2 separate regions of the Homo sapiens genome follow, and region 1 is linked to region 2. A link is an interaction called in ENCODE POLR2A ChIA-PET data of the cell type or tissue named here. Cell type or tissue: GM12878. All regions are shown on one strand. Links, peaks and the distances in the headings refer to the core of each region. The heading gives the core; the rest is flanking DNA. Region 1 has its middle 15 kb from the start of LINC01876. Region 2 overlaps GPD2 (glycerol-3-phosphate dehydrogenase 2).

The links. ChIA-PET counts read pairs that join two places held together with the same protein. Peaks named below come from ENCODE experiments on the same cell type or tissue, not always from the same donor. Only the 100,000 strongest peaks of a DNase experiment are listed, where the experiment ranks them.
Region 1: POLR2A ChIA-PET joins it to region 2 with 5 read pairs; 2 of 35 experiments call an interaction of 5 or more read pairs at or near these places.

Annotation. Positions count from the first base shown.
Region 1 is chr2:156,261,465-156,278,595 of GRCh38, forward strand. No RefSeq gene overlaps it. Among named protein-coding and RNA genes, the nearest start is that of LINC01876, 15 kb to the left of the region's middle. In GM12878, for the core only: no CTCF peak of the experiment used is centred there; no DNase peak of the experiment used is centred there.
Region 2 is chr2:156,536,100-156,540,099 of GRCh38, forward strand. All of the region lies in intron 6 of GPD2 (glycerol-3-phosphate dehydrogenase 2), which reads left to right. Among named protein-coding and RNA genes, the nearest start is that of GPD2, 100 kb to the left of the region's middle. RefSeq lists an enhancer at 2,552-2,611. In GM12878, for the core only: no CTCF peak of the experiment used is centred there; a DNase peak (open chromatin) is centred at 2,192; H3K27ac peaks cover 1,906 bases.

The sequences.
Region 1 (17,131 bases), core at 7,156-11,155, 270 kb before region 2:
TGGAATATTATGCAGTCATAAAAAAGAAAGAGATCATGTCCTTTGCAGGGACATGGATGGAGCTGGGAGCCGTTATCCTTAGCAAACTAACACAGGAACAGAAAAACAAATACTGCATGTTCTCACTTATAAGTGGGAGCTAAATGATGAAAAAACATGGATGTATAGAGGGAAACAACATACACTGGGGCCCATCAGAGGGTGGAGGGTGGAAGCAGGGAGAGGATCAGGAAACATAACTAATGGGTACTAGGCTTAATACCTGGGTGATGAAATAATCTGTACAACAAATCCCATGACACAAGTTTATCTAGGTAACAAACCTGCACATGTACCCCTGAACTTAAAATGAAAGTTAAAAAAAAATAGAAATAAAATAAAAAATTTAATTTTTGAAAAAACTTAGGTCTTCCACTATAAAACTCATGCTTATGAGAACATGTATGGATATGTTTAGATCAATAAGAAATATTATTCTATACTCACAAAACTGAATTAAAGGATGAGAGCTTCACAAATAATAGGATAAACTGATATCATTTATACCTCTTGACATGCGATGCACTGAGAAAAACACAATACCATTTATGTAGCATTCTTGCCAAAGATCTGAACCTGTATTTAATAGTGAAGAAAAAAATCAGAACATGACCATACGCCTGGACTTTTCAAAAATGCCAATATCATTAAAGACCAAAAAAAAAAAAAAAGAGTGCTGCTCTAGATCAGAGGTTAGCAAACTATAGGCCGTAGGATAAATCCAGTTTGCTGCCTGATTTTATACAGTCAACAAACTAAGAATGATTTTTATATTTAAAATTGTTGGAAAAAATCAAAGGAAGAATAATATTTTGTGAATCATGAATTTTATATGAAATTCAAATCTCAGAGGCCATAAAAAGTTGGCCAGGCGCAGTGGCTTACGCTTGTAATCCCAGCACTTTGGGAGGCCAAGGCGGGTGGATCACCTGAGGTCAGGAGTTTGAGACCAGCCTGGCCAACATGGTGAAACCTCGTCTCTAATAAAAATACAAAAAAAAAAAAAAATTAGCCAGGCATGGTGGCAGGTGCCTGTAATCTCAGCTACTTGGGAGGCTGAGGCAGGAGAATCACTTGAATCCGGGAGACAAAGGTTGCAGTAAGCCAAGGCCACGCCATTGCACTCCAGCCTGGGCAACAACCGTGAAACTCCATCTCAAAAAAAAAAAAAAGTGTATTGGCCACAGCCACACTCATTCATTTACATATTGTCTATGGCTCCTTTTGTGCCACAATAGCAGAGCTGAGTAGCTGCAACAGAAAATATATGGGGTAGCCCACAAAACCCAAAATATTTACTGTCTGAGCCATCACAGAAAGTTTGCCAACCTCTCCCCAGATTAGTAGTGATTAAAAACACATAACTTGATCATCGAATGACTCAAGATAAGAGGAATAAGAACAGTATTTGAACAACTGAGAAAATTTCAATATAGGCTATATATTAGATTAAAAGCATTGTAGCTATGTAAAATTTCTCTGGTCTTGTATTTCTATAAGAAAATCTTCTTGTTCTCAGTAAATATGTGTAAATATATACCAAAATATTAGCAGTGCAGTTTCATGATGTCTGCAACATACTTTCAAATATTTCAGAGAAAAACTGTGTGTGTTTGTGTGTATATGTGAAAAGACAGAGAAAGCAAATGTGGCAAAATGTTAATAATTAGTGAACGTAGGTAAAGGGTATATGGTTGTTCTATTTTTTTCAAATTCTTATTGAAGTTAACATTTTTCAAAATAAAAGGCTGGGAGACAAAAGAACGTTAAGAGAAAACAAAGGATACAATAGATTTTTAAAAAATGATCATTTTCTTTTGAGTTTTCAGGAAGTGATAATATTTTCCCCAAATGCATTAGCTCATTCTCTTCCTGAGGAAACACTAATAGTAAAATGGATTTTCCCAGCTCAGCTGAGGAATCTAGGACCCATTCTTAATTCCTCTCCTTCCCTTACCATATCAAATCCATCTTCAAAGAATATCCAGAACCTGATTCCACTCCACTGCCACCATTCTGGCTCAATCCACCATCATTTGTCACTTGATGCTACAATAGCCTCCTTGCTGGTCTCTTTGCTTTCTCTCTCCACCAAGTAGCTTTTTAATTCATGATTTTATCATCCTAAATAAGATCATGAGACTTTTCCAAACTTTCCCATGCTTTCACATCTCATTTAAATAAAATGAAAATCCTATAGATCAGTGGTCCCTAATATTTTTGGCCCCAGGGACTGGTTTCAAGGAAGACAGTTTTTCCGTGGGAAGGGACAGTGTGGGGATAGTTTGGGGATTAAACTGTTCCACCTCAGATCATCAGGCATTAGATTATCATAAGGAGAGTGCAACCTAGATCCCTTGCATGAGCAGTTCACAATAGGGTTCCTGTCCTATGAGAATCTAATGCCACCACTGATCTGACAGGAGGCGGAGCTCAGGAGGTAATGCTCGCTAGCCCGCTGCTCACCTCCTGCTGTGCCACCCAGTTTTTAATAGGCCACAGACCGGTATTCGTATCCGTCCAAGGCCCAGGGGTTAGGGACCCCCAGGTATAGGTAACCTGTAAGACCTGTACAACATGGCCTTTCCTCATCTCCCTAACATTATCTCCAACCACTCTTTCTCTCACATGCATAAAACATTTTGCCATATCAAGATCTTTATATTCTCTGTTTATTACTCCTGCCTATTCCCAAGTCTTTTTACGTCCAAAATCTTCATTTTGCATCACATCAGTATTCTGCCCAGATTTGCCTCCCCAAGGAGAATTGTCTTCACCAGTCTATCTAAAATAACCAAAATTCTTTCTACCAGTCACTCTCTATTTCCTTAATGTGATTTATTTTCCCCACAGATTAATGAAAGTATGGAATTATATGTGTTTACATGCTTATTGTTTGTTTGTCATAGGCTTCTGGCATTTACACATTAGAATGTAAACTCCATAAGGGAAAATATTATTTTACCCATTCATTGTCATATTGTCATGTAACCATATATTTGCTGAATGTATGCTCATTAAATTCATTTATTCAATGCTTATTTATTGAATACCTAATATATGAGAGGCGCTGCTATGGTTACTTAATCCACATTAGTGAATAAAACAAAAACACATGCCCTCACAGAGCTTACATTTCTATCAAGGAAGAACATTCTAAAGTATATGGAAGGAAAAGGGTCATGGGAAGGATGAGTGCATGTCTATTTGGATAAGTGTCAAAGTGACTTTCCAAAACACTTAGTAGACAACACATACCCATTACAGCTCAATTAATGATTAACCTCAGTATTGAAAATGTGGAAGTTGTTTAAAATTGGATGGGGGTTGCAACTGAAAAGGAGATTTGTGGACAGAGAGGGGGGTTAGGAGGCCCAGAGAAAACACTATTGGGATTGGAAAGCATGAGAGATTACGTTTTCTGGCAATGTCAAGAACGACAAGAATATAAAGGAATTAGCTGATGTTAGGATTCCAGCTGGGCCACTGGTGTGATGTGGGGCCTGACTGGTGAGGGATAGGGGTTGTGGCAGTTCTGAATAAGAAAGGACATAAGCTCTGTCTCCCCGAGATCTCCTGACTTCTTCCTGTCCTGGGGAGATGAATTCAGATTGAAGCTGCTCAAGACTAGTGTACAATAAACTGTTGGCTGTTAAAAGACTCACACTGACTTCTCTGTCCTCATTCAGTTACAAACAATACATCTGGATTTTCTCAGCTTGAGTAAAGCTACCAACCAACCTAACCCTTCCTATTTCAATAATAACACTTCCTCTCTTATATGTGGGCCCCAACATTCTCAGATCTTACTCTGTCTACCTAACCTTCTATCTTCTTTCCATTGCTCTTTCTCCCATTTCCCTGGCCTGCTCAGTAGCGACAATCCCATCAATTTGTATCTTACCCCAAACTTTCACTTCACTCCCATCCCCAAAACAACTGCAATCTCATAGCCCAGAGTTACTTCTGGCCCTAAATCTGCACCACCGCTAGAGGTGAGGAGTTTAGAAAAGCTGAACGAACAGCTAGAGGACTGCTCAATGTTCCATATCTTGTATCAAATGCTTTATGAAAACCTTAATCTATTTGCAACAACCCTACAACACAAGTATATTCACAATTACTATATTCACAATTACCTAGGAAGTAACTAAAATTTATAACAGTTGAACTGGGATTCAAATCCAGAAAGGCCACCTCTAAAAATATTCTCTAGATTTTGGAGAACTTAGAAAAGAAAGCACCAAAAACTAGATTTTATTGTTTAAAGGAAAAATTAATTTTTATTTGTTGAATATCTTACAATTATGGCAAAATCTGACTATATATTTTATCCTTAGTCTTCATAGTTGCTTGCTCACAGGATAAAATATTCTGTTCAACAGTCAAAAACAAAACAGAAAAAACATTAGTGGAGATTTTAAAAGCTCAACATTAAATTCTGAAAATTATAGACCAGCAAAATTATGGAATGCTTGCAGAACTGACACCTTGCGAGCACTTAGAAAATGACAGTCGCTAAATTCCAGCATACATTCACTAATAATACATCATTGTGTATTTTTAGAAGTTATCATTGAGTGAGTAAATGAATGAAGGAATATCTGGCCCAACCAAATATCTATTTTAATAGAATTACTATACTAGTAGATATAGAGAATAGCAAATTACAGTGCATTATGTTTCAGCAAGAGATTGGACGGACACTATCCTTTGGCCCAGATGGAAAAATGTAAAGCAGATGATAACAGTTTCACACATATGCAGCTAATTTCCTGAATAGATCTAGAAAATATGTATTTCTAGGCAATAAAACCTTTACCTTCATCATGACTTTATCTACCTGTGATGCACATAAATCTCTACACTTCTAATAACCCTGAATCCATATTTAATCTGCCACAAATATTAGAATATTTGATAATTGGCCTTTTGGAGAAATCCGTTAATATACTTTGAGGAACAGATATGTTATGAATACAACTGGAAAGCTTGCAATAAACTTTCTAATTCCTTTCAGTAGAGTTGTAAGCACTGTGTAGAATAGCCAAAACAAACATCTGTCAATTAACCCAATAAATTAGCCATAAATATTACAAATTTTTGCTACCAGTAAAGTTTTGGGGTTTTGGTTTGTTTTTTTCCTTTTGAGACAGGGTCTCCTCTGTCTCCCAGGCTGAAGTGCAGTGGTGTGATCATGACTAACTGCAGCCTGGACCTCCCGGGCCCAAGCGATCCACCCACCTCAGCCTTCTGAATAGCTAGGAGTACAGCCGTGCACCACCATGCCCGGATAATTTTTGTATTTTGAGTAGACACGGGGTTTTGCCACATTGCCCAGACTTGTCTCAAACTCCCGGGCTCAAGTAATCTGCTCGCCTAGGCCTCCCAAAGTGCTGGGATTACACGCGTGAGCCGCCGCGCCCAGCCAAAGTTTACTTTAAATAAAGCCAATTTATCAAATTTAAAATCTAATTTTTTTCATATTTAGCTCTTCCTTTGTAGTAGCTGTAGTATGTTTGTCATTCTGTGTCAGTAGTAAAAGCATCTCTAGTAGTATAAGCATTCAATTCCCCAATTCTCATAATATTTTTTTTTTGAGACAGGGTCCCCCTCTGCTACCCAGGCTAGAGTGCGGTGGTGCAATTATAGCTCACTGCAGCCTCAAACTCCTGAGCTTAAGCAATAATTTATTTTAATAATATTCACCTTTATAAAAAATTTACTATATGCCTGGTATTGTGCTAATTGTTTTACATATTTTTCCCTCATTCATACACAATCATATAAGGTAAAGATTTTTATACTCATTTTATAAACAGTGAGACTGCATCTGTGAAGTCCATTCTTGGGATGAAACAAAAAGTTTAAATGTTAAACAATATTATATAGAATTTATGAACTTTTAAATTTCTTTTTAATTACCATTCAAAAATCCAGAATTTGGGTTTATGCTAGGAAAATAATCCTAGCATGTGCACACACACGAATAGATGTATATGTGCATATATGCATATATATTTCTGCACTTTATGTGTATCTTTTTTTTATAAATCAGAAAATTTAAGTGGGCTAACTTTATATTTTATAAATGTAGTCGATGTTTTCCCCAGAATATGAGCACATAATTGGTTTGCACTTGCAATAAACACTACCCTTTCCTTTGCTTTTCTCTGTTAAAAAATAGTGAAATAGGCTTGAGAATATTTTTACAATGAAAAAAATAATTGGTGCGAAATTTATTTAATCAACATACATCGCAATCTTCAACTCTATTTTTTCAAGATGAACTGGTATTTCTTCTATATTATGAACTCTGAGATTTTTCATAAATATTAAAATTTTTCTGTAGTTTTTGGCATAACTCTCAATTCTCTCTTCTCAATAGATCTAATTTTGATTTGTTAAATGTCCATTTTATTGACCTTTATGGTTTTATATTTGATAATTACTATAAAGCCTTTTGTCCTTACCTCTGTGATTCTGAATCTTTCTAAAGCTTTGATTCCTTATCTTTTGTTTTATTCTTAAAATCATGCCTAACTTTAAATAATTTTACATGTTTATAGCTATAAATGAATCTGTGATTAGCTAATAACGCTGTCTCAAAGCCAAAATTGAAAATTGCTATTCTAATTATATCATCTATCAAAAATATTTTGTAAGATCAGCATGATAATTCACCACTTTCCTTTTTTACTGTATTTTAAAGTACCGTTAGCTTGTTGATCTACCTATGCTATTTAATATTTTGAAATCCTAAGAGACTGGATGCCCACAGAGCGACAGTAGATTAAGCTCCCTGGATACAGTTTTTTTGCATTGATGCACCACTGGTGCTATATTAAAATCAATTGTGTATACAATATATTTAATTTGTTTCTTCACTAGTTACCTGCTCATTTTAGGCTCCTCTGATTTACCTAATTCTTTAGTTTTCCACAGTCTTTCTTCTTTATGATCTTCAGGGACAGCATTAATATATTTTTAAGTTATTATATCTTATTAAGTAAAAGAATTACTATGTTCATTTATTTTTAATGATGCATAAGCCTTGTTTCTTTTGGGCTAACTAGGGAAGATTTCCTCCTAAGAATAGCCAGTGAAATAAGAACAAAATAAGAGCAGCCTACCTGTGTGTAAACTCATAGGTATTTGAAAAATCAAAGGTCGAAAGTTAGCAAAAGAAAAGGTGCAAGGTGAAGACACATTTTCTTGTCAATAATATGTGGGTTAAAGAAAACTGACCCCAAAATAATTTCTGTGTGAAGCTGATTTATTTTTATAACATGAAAACTTTACACTGTTTTTTATTATCACATCACTATCTCTGAATTTTTAGGAAGAGGTTTTTTTTTATTATTTGACTATAATCAACTTTCTTCCATTTATTCGACATTGCTCAAAGTCAATTAGACTAAAGACTAATTCTTTCAAGCTACTACCTTTCATATACAATCTCAGGTGATTTCAGATCTGATGATGTGATGACTAGACACTCAATATTCACCAGTTTCCATCTTATTTATCACACTTGGTTCATTTCCAAGGACTAAAGGCCTGAGTCATTAAAAATTATATGCCCCATTTAAGCAGGTTTTCTGCATACTTTACTCAGGGAAAAATGTTGAATACATTTTCCCCCATGTAAAATGACGTCTGTTTTATGATTTATCAACATTTAAACCTGGTATATAACTGGATGCCTCTATGCCTCATACACTAGTAGTGCATAATTTCTGAAAACAGCAAACTTAAGCAATGAAGGCATCCCTGCACAATGCCCCGCACACACCCCCAGGCATTTATTCTTGGGGGAAAATTTTCCAGAGTTGTATATTTCTAGTAACAGTGTATGGATTTTAACCTGCTTTCCTTAAATATCGAAACTAGGACACCCTTCCCTCAGGGGAAATTTACTCCACTGATTGTTTCAAAATAACAGATAATTTGAACTCCATTTTCTGTGTATATTGTTGAAAATTAAACTATATGTTTTCTAATAGGATTTAAGTGAATGTGTATTTTAAAAGTGTCTGAGAGATAACATTATTCAAGAGAAGAAATTATTAACTATATCAACTAATATTCTAGCAAATAAAATCATAGCTATAGAACATAAAAATACAGCTAACATTTATGATAACTTTTAATCCACACAGCTATCCTATAAAGCAAATTAGTATTATTATTATCCTCATTTTACAGGTAAGGAATCCAAGAATCAGAAGACTGATAAATATATCAAAGATTCCTCAGCTGTGCTAGCTTTAATAAGTAGTGAACACAGTGTTCTAAGGATTAGGTGTCAGGACTCCATCACTATGCTATTTTCTCACCCATTCTCTATTGCTCTATTTTGGAAACTTTCATACTTTTATTTCTTCATTACTACGTTAACAACTTCATCTTTTCTTACCTATGGTCTTCAAAATAATCACTTTAAGATTCTCTCCAATAATTGCGCGATTAGCAAAGCTAAGAAATATTTATTCTTACATTTTTACATTTTCACACTTTTATGTTTGATATGAGAATACATTTGGTTTTCAGTAAGAGGAGGAAATATTACCATCTAAGCAATACTGTTTTCAACTTCATGAACACAATATGTCTTTCCATTTACCTAAATTTTCTTTAATTTTGTTCAACAATATTCTGTAGTTCTTGGTATACATGTTTTGTACTTCTTTGTTAAATTTATCTATAAGTGCTTCATTATTTTTGATGCTATTATAAATTAAAAGAAGTATTTCCTAGTATTAATTTTCATAGTTCTGAAAAATAATTTTAAAAAGAATGTTTCTACTTGTTATATTCTGTGTTCTTTGGGGGTAGGGACTTTTCTTTTATTAGAATAGGCAATCTGTGTTTCTTTTTTCTTGAACTGGGATATGTCAAATTGAAAATGTGGATGCTGATACAACCTCTGCCAATACAACCTCTCCTCGGTACCTCCATCTCCCATTCCCATGTGGAGCATATAACGAAGTCTGTGAGCACATATTGATATAGAAATGATGACTCTATTGTTGGGTATGTGTTATAGAAGGCTTCTAGATAGAAAAGAAAATTGCTTATAAAAATCCTTCCTGGCCGGGTGCGGTGGCTCACGCCTGTAATCCCAGCACTTTGGGAGGCCGAGGCAGGTGGATCACGAGGTCAGGAAATCGAGACCATCCTGGCTAACACGGTGAAACCCCATCTCTACTAAAAATACAAAAAGAAATTAGCCGGACGTGGTGGCAGGCGCCTGTAGTCCCAGCTACTCGGGAGGCTGAGGCAGGAGAATGGCGTGAACCTGGGAGGCAGAGCTTTCAGTGAGTCGAGATCGCGCCACTGCACTCCAGCCTGGGCGACAGAGCGAAACTCCGTCTCAAAAAAAAAAAAAAAAAAATCCTTCCCCAAAAGTACCAAACGCAAAAAAAAAAAAAAAAAAAAAAAGTAGAAGAAGAAAGAACAGAAGTAGTGAACAAGATGACATAGATCACCTGCTCTACCACCTGGTCCCAGGGCATGGCACTTGCAGTGTCAGATCTTCTCCCTCTGTGGGGATGTGGCTATTGATATACGGGATGGCTTTGTTAGTTAGATTGACATCTATGAACATCTTCTCAACAAGATATTTCCTCCTACTTCTAGCAAGGGCTTTATCCTCCTATGATGCCTCCATCCTAGAAATCCCCATCATCCTGCAAAATAGGACCCAAGTTGAGTCCTGTTGACTCTTTTCCTCTGGAAAGATTGCCCCAAGGGTATAGGATCCAAAACACAGCCTGTGCTCTTGTTAGCTTGTTTTTCCTTAGAATCCACTCAGAAAAGCAGAGACATTAATCACTGTTGGCCTAACTACTTAAGGCCGAATAGAAGTTTAGTAATACTTAGCAACTGAAATATTTTTACAGCTAAATTTCACTGTCCAATACAATGTTATTTTGGTTAATATGCTCTAGACAATGTACAGTATTTTAAAACAAAACATTAGGTAAAAATTTTACCCTTTTTCCTTCTTAAGGTAATGGGGAGACGGTTATCATAAACAGTGTCTTTTGGAAAATCCTCCACAACACAGTCTAATGACTGCTTGTCTTTCTTTGCAAAAAAAATGTACATAAAGAGAAACCCAAGGAGCCTATTAAATGGCATATTATAGAAAATCAAAGTGAGGAAGAAGACACATGTACAACTATACTCAGAAAACATACACATACACACAGTAAACATACAAATTATGAATTGCTTCTAAGGTTTTTCATCAACATGTACATGCTATTACATCATTTGTTTCTCTCCTATCAATCACTAATAGACACAAGAAATGATGAAAAGAGAGTTAACATTTACTGAATTTCTCCAGGGTGGCACACACTCAACTTCATATACAATATTTCCTTTCACTTTGAAGACAACCTGATGAGGTATGTAAGTGTTGCTCCCATTTCAGATGAGGGAGCTGACCACAAGGCCATACTCCCCCTATTACACAGTGATGATAAAAATCTTAAAATGATGTATCAGTCAAAAACTTAAAATGAAGAGAATAATATTATATGATTTGTTTTCAATGAAGAAGACTTTCATTGTTTCATTTTTGCATATGACTCTTGACTCAGCTTTTATTGCATCAGTTTCCTCAAGAGATGTACCAAATGCTATCCTAAGTATTTTATATATATATAAACTATTTTAATTTTACCAGTAACCCATGAGGTTTATACGCTGTTATGATTACCACCCACATTGAACTGATGAAGAAAACAGGGGACTGGGAAATTAACATGGATGCCTAATGTAAGAAGCTACTGAGTAACAAAACAGGCTTTTGAGCCCAGGGAGTCCAAGGTCTGTGTCATTCTGTCCTATTGCTTCTTAGCACAGATGTTGGAAACCAGAGATTTGAGGATATGTGTGCTCAGCCAGTCATTAGGTGATGTGTATCTAGTCCTGATTTTACCACACATTAGCTGAAGACTTTGCAGAAGTCACTTAACATCTTTGGGCCTTACTTTCTTCTTCTGTAAAAGGAAGGAGTCACAGATACAGATGGCAAGGGTTAGCCAAAAAAATAAAAATAAAGCTGTTAGGAAGGAAAAATAAAGTATATTTTGATAAATCTTCATGTAATACTTGTGTTTAAGGGGCTTTTATAGCTCAACATCATCTCAATTTACCTTTTGGAGAACACAGATTATGGTTTCTAAATAATCATTCTGACTTCAAGGTGTATAATGGTGTCTCAATGGCTATTGAATCAAACCCAGATTTCTTTCATTGGTATACAAGTTCTTCTATAACATGTGTTTATTCAATTTTATTTCTTCCTACCCTCTGACTCAAGTTCTCTACTTTAGTTAGTATCTGTCTTATATATGTGCCTAGTTCATTCTCACCCCTCACTCTCTTGACCTCCTCATGGGAAAAACTTCTCCTCTCTATCCCTTCCAAATCCATGTCTTGTTCAACATACAGCTCAAACCCTTTCTTCCCCCCATTAAGCACTGTATTTTTCTCTCTCACATAGTTTAACCCTGGGACATAAAGAATCTTTTATTGTAAACTAACTAATCAATTTCCACTTGTTTTTCCACCAACTAGATTAAGAACTAAGGCCATATATTTCCTCCACTTATAACTTCTTCCCTCGGTAATCTACTGTGTACATTAATGAATTCAGTAAATGCATGTTGACTTATTCACTGACCTCTGATATGCATACTACACAAATACTTTGTACGTTAAACTATCATTTCCAGAGAATTCAGTAGCAAGTGCCAAAATGAAATTACATGTGGCTGAATCTTGTTTTAGGTTCTGTTTCTGAATATTGGAGATTTCAAATAGGAATAATGTGGAAAAATCATGCTTCCAAATGGATATCTAGGTAATGAGCATTTTAACAAATGACAACGCCTTGATTTGTTGAAGCAGTGCAGAACAGGAGAAATGACTGTAGGTTTACATCTTGGCTCAGCCACCAACCAGAGTGTTATTTGGGGCAAGTTATAGAATATACGTTTGGTGAAATGTGAACAATAGAACCAACAACAAGAAGTTGTGATGTGTTTTAAATGAAAGAACATAAGTGAGTCATTTCATGCCTGGCTCACGGTAAATAGCCAATAAATAAGCAAATGGTCTATATCTTGATTATAAAATGTTATACATTTGTCAAAACTCATCAAACAATATTCTTGAATATTACTATGTGTAAACACCCTAGTAAACCTGACTTTTAAAATAATGATATTAAAAATGAGAGGCTAGGCAGCCAGAATCACAATCAAAATTATATCACAGATCCCATCTGCTGAGGACACCACAACCAATGAGGCTAAGCATGGAACATTAGGTACTCCTGCTGACACTGCTTGACCTGCCACATTACCAGAATAAATTCCCATCTTTCCATGCTTCTCTGCATCCCTAGCTCCAAATTCAGAAGTCCCAGATGGATGGAGATGATTTGTTGAAATAGATCACATGCAACACCACGACTGTGAAGAACCTTAGGAAAAAGCATCCTATCTTGTTGGTTTCTGTAGTAAGAAAGCTGGCCAGAACTCAAATGAAGGAGAATTCTCAAACACAGAAAAAGCATTTTAAAAATCAACTACACTGCAACATTTAGAAATTTTTGCAAATTAATAAGAAAAAGACAGGCACATCAATATAACATTAAAGTATATAAAATGGCAATGCCCTTATCCCAAACATAATAACATTTGAAAATATTTGATATTTAATCTCACATTAATTACTAGTAATGAATGTTAAGTTAAAATTATAACATATTTTAAACATAAACTTGGCAAATCGGCTTTTTATGTGTCCAGGTTTGAAAAGGATTTGGGGAAATGAATACTTTAATAAACCGAGATGGCAGTATACATTGCTATTATAACATTTCTTGAGAGTACTTGGCAATACCTATTAAAACCTTCAAAAATGTTCATGCTCCTTGATCAAGCAATTTCATTTCTATGGATTCAACCTAATAAAATATTTTTAAAACTACACAAAGACAGATACACAAGTTTTGCTTCTAATAGCAAAATTTGGGGAAATTACCAAGGTCCAATTGTAGACAATTGATTACATAAACCATATGACATTCTTCATACTAAAGAATATTAATCACATAAAATTGTGTTGTGAATAATATTTAGTGACATGGAAAAAATAAATGTCCACTTCATCAAGTAAAATAAAGTTTATCAAGATTTGTGTACCTCTGATAAAATATCTTCACTTACATGGAAAGATACTGCAACTATACATACAAAATGTTAAGAGTGGTATTTCTGAATGGTGATAGCCTAAGTGGTTTTTTGTTTTGTTCAACTATTTTTTTTAAAAAACTATTTAACAAATGTGTCTTTTATATTGAGAAAAACAACAAACTTATTTTTTGAAGTTAGAAGTTGTCCTCTCAGCCTCCAAAGACTCATTTCCCTTAACTAATCATTATGTATTTATCATCTCTGGATGTATCCAATTCCATTTTAAAGCTAGTTTCACATTTTCCATCAAAATCACCTCCTTCAGTATCAAATTTCATATGTTTACTACCTGCAGCAAATTACATATTTTTTATTTGTGTTAAGATTTCCTCTTTTAAACTTCAAAAGAAGCTTGCATAAGAAAGGAATTAACATTTATTGAACACCTACTATGTGCCAGGAACTATTTAAATCCCATTCACATATGTTAGTTCATTTGCATTTAAGTCTGGTTCCAATTATACATAACTTTCATAATTTGACAGGCGTCAATCATTTTTCATTTTCGCCTGCATATTGCCAGACAGATGAGAGCACATATTTTTAGATTGTCCTCAGATGGCAGCACTCACATTCCCTTGATTCAGTTCAGGTGCCCTTTTCTGGACCTGCTCTAGCTATTCTTCTGGTTCCAAAATTCCACACATTGTTCTCCTGACTCTAATACTCTTTTTGATAATGCCCCAAAATTGCTGGCATTTGGGGAAGTAGGCTGCTTTCCTGTGGGAGAATCTACTCTTGGAAATCACTCAAGTAACCCCCAGTTCATAAGAATGAAAAGATTAGCAATATATTTCATCAGTATATTTTAAATATAAATTAAACCTACATCTCACACATCTGAGTCCCTGTTAATAACATAACAACAAATGCTTCCACGGCAATATATTTCTCAGTTCCTATTTTTAACGAGGTTCTACCTTCTGGAAGATGATCTTATTCATTCATTCTCTGTGCCTTGTCTGGACAACAAAGTAGATATGTTCTATGCCAAATTGATCTGGAAACCCGAAGAAACATAATTATCATTAAGCAATACTTTGGCTTCTAGGGTCAGGAGAAATCTCAAGGATTGGAAACTGAAGACTAAATCTGTTCATTTGGTTCAGCAATGCAGTCATTCTGTATTAAGAAGCTATGGCTAAAAATGACCCAAAATCACAGAACACCTCTGTTCTTTCTCTATGTCTCTCTCTCCAACAAAACATGTAAAGTAATTACAGTGATTGAGTTAAAAGGTTCTTGAAATTATGGTTATGCAAAGGATGGCAGGGAGTCACAGAATGACCTTGGTAACCCCAGCAAGCTGATCTCTCTACAAGATCATCCTAAAAAACTTTGGTTTCTATTCTTCAGGAGCTAATGAGCTAAGGAAATTTGATAACTAACACATGACTTTATATTTCAGTATTAAAACTTTATTACTGCAATGAATATGGGTACTGGGCCATAGAGCCAAACCCCCAAAAAAATCTCCAAATGGAGCTAATGAAAATTATGAGGCAGACCAAGAGGAAATCAAGCAGAAGTCCTAAAATAAATCAAATACTCCATAAAGCCATACATGAATGCCAATGTCTATGAACAGGATTACCATATGCCTTATAGACCAATCATGTTATATGAGGCTTTTACTATAAAACTCATAGAATCTAATTGATTCTCAAGGCTTTAAAGGAATTAGAATCTGGCCAAAACTCCACCATATTTATAAGAGTCCTCTTCAATATAACCATCAAGGGACCACCCGGCCTCTGCTTAAAACTGCCCAGGGATAGGGAGCTTATTAACTCCTGAAGCAGCCTATTTCAGCTCCAGAAAGCTCAAATCACTAGAAAGTTCTTTTATTACTAAACTGAAATCTGCTGCTGTGATCTTTCTGTATTCATCCTCTAGGAAGACAGTACATCTGAGGGTTTCCTAAAATGAATGCATATGGTTACTAAAAATTTCTAATGTGTATGCATATCGTGAATGTATACATTTTTCTCCATCAAATGTCAAAAGCATTTATCATATTCACAAAAGTTAAGAATCTCCATTGTAGGGTAATACAGAATAAATCTAAACTTCATCCTGCATGAAAGATACCTGAAGACAAAAATCACACACAGTCTTTGTGTGATTATGAGTCCTCCTTTTTCAAACCAACCATATGTAATTCCTCAACCTGTTTCTCACTTCAGCAGCTTATTGAACTCATTACATTTTTCCAACATGTTAAGTGCCACCTGTATAATATAGTCCCCAAATTAAACACAATACTCTGGATATTCTGCAGCACAAATAAAGCAAGTTTGTCACTGCCCTCTTTCCTGGGTGCTCTACATCTGTTAATGAAGCCTAAGCACTGAACTGTTTCTATCAGTTGGGAAGTTGCTAGCTCTGTGGCCAGGCATTGCTCTATACAAAAGTGAATAAGGACCCAGGAAAGTGGGGTGGCAGTCCAGCCAACAGAGCTGTTCACTTCACTAGCCAGGTGCATGGCCAGGGTCGGGGAAGTCCAGAGCTGTTGAGTCATGGGCCAGCTCTCTTCCATAGGTAGGAGGAAAACCTTAACATATGTACAAGCTGCAAAAGGTCTCTAGGCACCTACTTACTACCACCTAATATTATCAAAATGCCAGGTTGCATCTGTCAATAGACCATCTCTACACAACACTTAAGCAATAAGTCAATCAATCAATAAAAGTTCTCTTCTCTATTCCACAGACTTGATGCTTCCTTACCAGAATCTTTGCTAGAGGACAGAAGAAAGATTTGAGTTCATCTTTCTAACTTTTCTGTATTAATAAAGGAAAGAAAATGAGGTGTAAAAGAGGCACCCAGAAAGACATATCATCTGATAAGAAAGTGATTCTTCTGATTCCTCTACCTTGAACCACCTTCTTTATTAGTTCCTCCACTAAAAGTTGCTAACAAAATTGGTCCATGCATGAGACTTACATGACACTATAACTTGCTAATGGGCAGTCTGGCTGTACTTTAAAAGAAAGTTTTCATGACCTATGGATTCTCTTGCCGTCCTGTCTTGGACCAGGCAGCACCTGCCACTGGAAAGAAGGGAGATGGTAATCCATTTCTTTTATTCCATGTAACTGAATAGATAAACAGACTTAACATCCTTCTGGAATGCAACTAGAGTTGCCAATTTTTGCAAATAAAAATACAGAATTGCTAGTTAAATTTTAACATCAGATAAAGAATAAATAATTACTCGTGTAAGTATGCCCTGTGCAATATTTGAGATATACGTCACAGTGAAAATGTATGTATTGTTTATCTGATGTTCAAATTTAACTAGCTATCCTGTATTTTGCCTGACAACTACACACCCAATTATTTCAACCCTTCTTTTCTACTTTCCTTCTCTCTTTCTCTCCCTCTTTCTTTCCTCCTTCATCCCAATATCTTTCTTTTTGTGCCAGCATATACATCAAGGGTTTGGAGGTTCTAAGATCTGAACTAGGACCAAAAAAAAAAGAGTCTAAGAAATTCAAAGTGGACCTCAAGCCCAAGCACATTCTCCAAATCATCTTTAAGCAGAACTCTGCCCTTGGCATGGTGGTAGAAGACTCGTTATTCAGTTATTTTTAAACTTGTACTTTTTTTTTGTTTGAATAATGTTCCTCGACCACTGTAAAACTTCCTGATTAAGAGACAAGAGAGGAGAAGAGAGCAACAAAAAAAGATCCATACTTAGGGAGGCCCTGACTTAATGCCAACAAGTATTATCAAAACTTTATCTTTGAACTGTCATACATGCCTTGTGGAATGCACAATAGTACAGCTAGTCAGGAAAAGTTTGACAG
Region 2 (4,000 bases), core at 1-4,000:
GCCAACTCTAGACACATACTGAATTCATTATGTACCTTATGTATGTAAGTAGTAATACTTCCTTTTAATGAACATACGGTCACGTCAAAGTGCTGCGAGGTTGTTTTACAAAAGCATCTTTGTGTAGTGCTCCTCAGAAGTTTTGAGATGAGTATTAAGTTGAAGATTAATATGCTGTATTTTAAGTTGTATTTTAGTGGAGTAATGTATTATAATTTTGCCCTCTCCTTAAGGTGAGTAGACTATTATAGTCTGAGTCTTTGATTCTTAGGCTTTGGTTCTTAATTAGAATTCAACATTGTTGACATGTAAATTGTGACCAGATGAATTCAAAACTCAAAAAGTAAAATTGCCTTTGAATTTGTATCCTCAGCTACGATATTGATTGAAAATCGATGAGTAACTCTTATTCTTGTTTTCTATAGGCAGTAAGAAATTCACAGAATCTATTTACAGCTATACGTGACAGCACTTAACCTTGACTATGCCTGCTAAAAGGTTTCTTGACTTTAAAATGTGGATACTCTTCAAGATTTGAGGGCAGGGCTTCTCCTAAGGTAGAGGCAGAGAAGTAAACCAGCAACAAGTAGGGCTCAAGATCTAGCCTGTCTGATCAGGCTTCCAGACCAAGGAGTGGCAGCAGTCCAAACCACCTGTCTCTGCTGACTAGGCAATCTTAATAGCCATCCCACTCCTCATCAGTACGTGGGATCTGAGCACAGGTCTAAGCAGATTAATAGTTTTCTTAGTGAAGTGATCCATGGAGTCAAATGCATGACAGTATCTTCAGGATTCTGTGGGAAGAGGAGGGGGTCTATGGAGGACACTAGGTCATCCCCTTGAAAAGAGAGATAGAGACCATTACTTGAGGGAAGAGCTAAGCAGAATGTCAGAGCTTTGGCTAAGCAAACAGATATGAGCAGAGTTCTAGTTCAACTAGGAGCACAGAGTGAGAACCAGATATTGGGGCAGGAACTCTTCTGTTTGACGTCTACAGTGGGAGAGACTGCACACCTGTGAGCACAGGGATTCCTTTGTGTAGGGGTTCCTTAAAGACAGATAACAGTTTATGGGCAGATAACAGTTTCCAGAGGGATGGGGCTCCCTGTATAATGCCAGGGGCTGCCAGGATTGACTTAGGATTGACTCAGGGACTGCGTGGGGCTGACCCTGCAGGTTGAATGCTGTCAGTGATTACAACAGGGCAAGGGCACCTTGACTGTCTCAGAAACTAATAGAATCTTTCTTTGACAATAACCACTGGCGAGCATTTCCAGGAAGTCTTTGAAAATTGCTGGGAGTCTGGGCAAGAAACTCCACTCACTGAAAGCATGGTATTTGATTCATTATAAAACAGAAGGAAAAACATTAGTAATAGACGTGGTATGTCCCAGCCTTGTATAGTTGAAAGTAAAACTAAGTCATACGTTTTCAATTTGGTGTGACATTGTCTAATTTCTAAATTTATTATTATTTTGAAATTATAGGAAATGATTAGAAGTATGAGGGTGTGCTTCTTCTGTTGTTTATTTTTCACATTTGAGTCTTACTACATGTCACCATTGTCCAGCATTTCAGAGACAAAGGGAGTATTTTTGACATTCATTAAAACTGTTTTGGTGAAAGAGCTGTATTACGGTACTATTTAATTTTTATAATAGTTTATCAGAAATGAGATTAGAGCCTATTTATTGAATTATCTTATTTTGAAACTCTCACATATTTATTGAGTACAGATTAGAATCAAACTGTTTAGAATATTAGAAAAGTCTTTTTCAAGTACAAAGGGCAGAGATTATATCTGTAGGTAGTTCCCCCAAACCCCCGAGGGGAAGTTTTGTTTTAAATGTTTACATGTTTTATATTGACACATTTGTTGGCTTAAAAAATATGGCAATAGCATCTAGCATAGTGCTAGATGTATGTGGTTGCAATTTGACATTATTTTATTGATAACTATATTGTGTATAAACTTTCTTTTCATGTCTTTTTATGTGAGAGACATCAGATATTCTACTAGCTGTTAGGAGGTAGTGAAATTAAGTTGATTCTCACAGTATTTGCATCTCAGTCTTCTGCCTCAGCATGTGACCTTGCCTGTGAAGGTTCAGAATAGCTGTTTTATTATTTCGCTTAGGGTGATCGGGCTCTGGTAAATTGATTGGCACTAGCCCAACTCACAGCCTATTGAATCATGAATTTATTACTTTAGGCAACAAATAGTTTAACACCTTCCTACATGCCATACATTGTTGTCCTTGCAGGAGGTAAACTCTTGGAGAAGATGGTGGGGGATAGAACCAAGTTCCTGCCCTTAATTTATTCATTCCTATGAGAAGTGAAACATTCATGTAAAACAGATGACTCAGATTGCTGTTAAAAAAAAAAAAAAATCCAGTAGGGCAAACCTATTTGAATAACCAAATTAAGATCAGGATTGGCTGGGTGTGGTGGTTCACGCCTGTAATCCCAGCACTTTGGGAGGCCAAGGTGGGTGGATCACGAGGTCAGGAGATTGAGACCATCCTGGCTAACACGGTGAAACCCCGTCTCTACTAAAAATACAAAAAAATTAGCTGGGCATGGTGGCGGGCTCCTGTAGTCCCAGCTACTCGGGAGGCTGAGGCAGGAGAATGGTGTGAATCCAGGAGGGGGAGCTTGCAGTGAGCCGAGATCACGCCACTGCACTGCAGCCTGTGCAACAGAGCAAGACTGCATCTCAAAAAAAAAAAAAAAAAAGATCAGGATTTTGCCTAGTAACTATAGAGTTCAAGCAGAAGCAATGAAATGGTCTAAACTATAGCTTAAAAAACAATATCTGTTAAAGATATCTTTGTCAAGTAAGTCTGAATATTTTGCTTTTATAGTTAAAAAGATAATTAAATTCTGACTTTTTCATTTCATCTTTTAGAGTCTCAAGCCCCATATAAAGTTTCCAAATAAACATTAATTCTGGGTTGCTGAGAGATGTTATTCTGATAACTGAGGAATGTTTATGATTGAGGTATTAAATAAAAGGTTATCTTAACAAAAGGAGAAGGAAGGTAAATGTAGTAGAAGGCAATCTGTTAACAATATTAGCTTCATTCTTATAATGCTTTGCAGTTTACAAATGCTTTCACATATGCTGGAATCTGATTATTTCAGCGGTTCTAGGGGATTGGTAGAGAGGCTGTTGTTAGACCTACTTAATAGATGAAACAGACTCTGATGAGGAAAGGGACGTCCCCAGAACCTGAGTTAGTGGCTGGTTGGGTCCTGAACTCACACATTCGGAGTCTCCAGCATCAGTGCTCTCTGATGGGGGCCAAGAGTTAGCCTGCTTTTCATGTAAATGCCCTAGTACACATTCCTTTCAGACAATCAGGACATTGGGTTCAGGTCAGACTGATTTGATAACAATTTGATAAGGTGTGGAATCTTCCTGTGATTAAAGAGAGAAATCTGATAAGGTACAAGACTTACCATGAAACAGATAAAGGCTCTCTCAAAAGGCTGCCTCCAGTTAGAATTCCCCAGCTGGTCCTTGGCACATGGTTCCATGTGTTTATTATGTAGCTCACACTCGAAATCACCCCTGGGGCAGGTTGAGCCATTCCAGCATTTTGTAAAAAGTTGTGTGCATGTGCTCACACACAAATGAGGAAAAGAGGACTGAAAAAAATGGTTCTGTGAAAGTGAAAGGATTCACTTGCTTTTCCCAGTCCTATTATGAAAGATGGTTTAGTTATATCAAAGGGCTTCTTTTGACTTGTTGTATAATTCGATTCTTGAGTTTTCAGTTGGCTTATTTGAAATTTTGTAAATTGCAATTTATAAAATTGGAGGGCCCTGAGAGATCAAGTTCCACTTGTGGCTCGAGGAATGAGGATACTGAGATTAGGGGTTAGGGCTTGCTCAGGTTTTTGTTGCAGACAGGAAAAACAAAAAATCTGGTTAACTTAAACAGAAAAGAAATTCTCTGATAGGACATTGAGCAGCAGGCAGAAATACTGGGAAG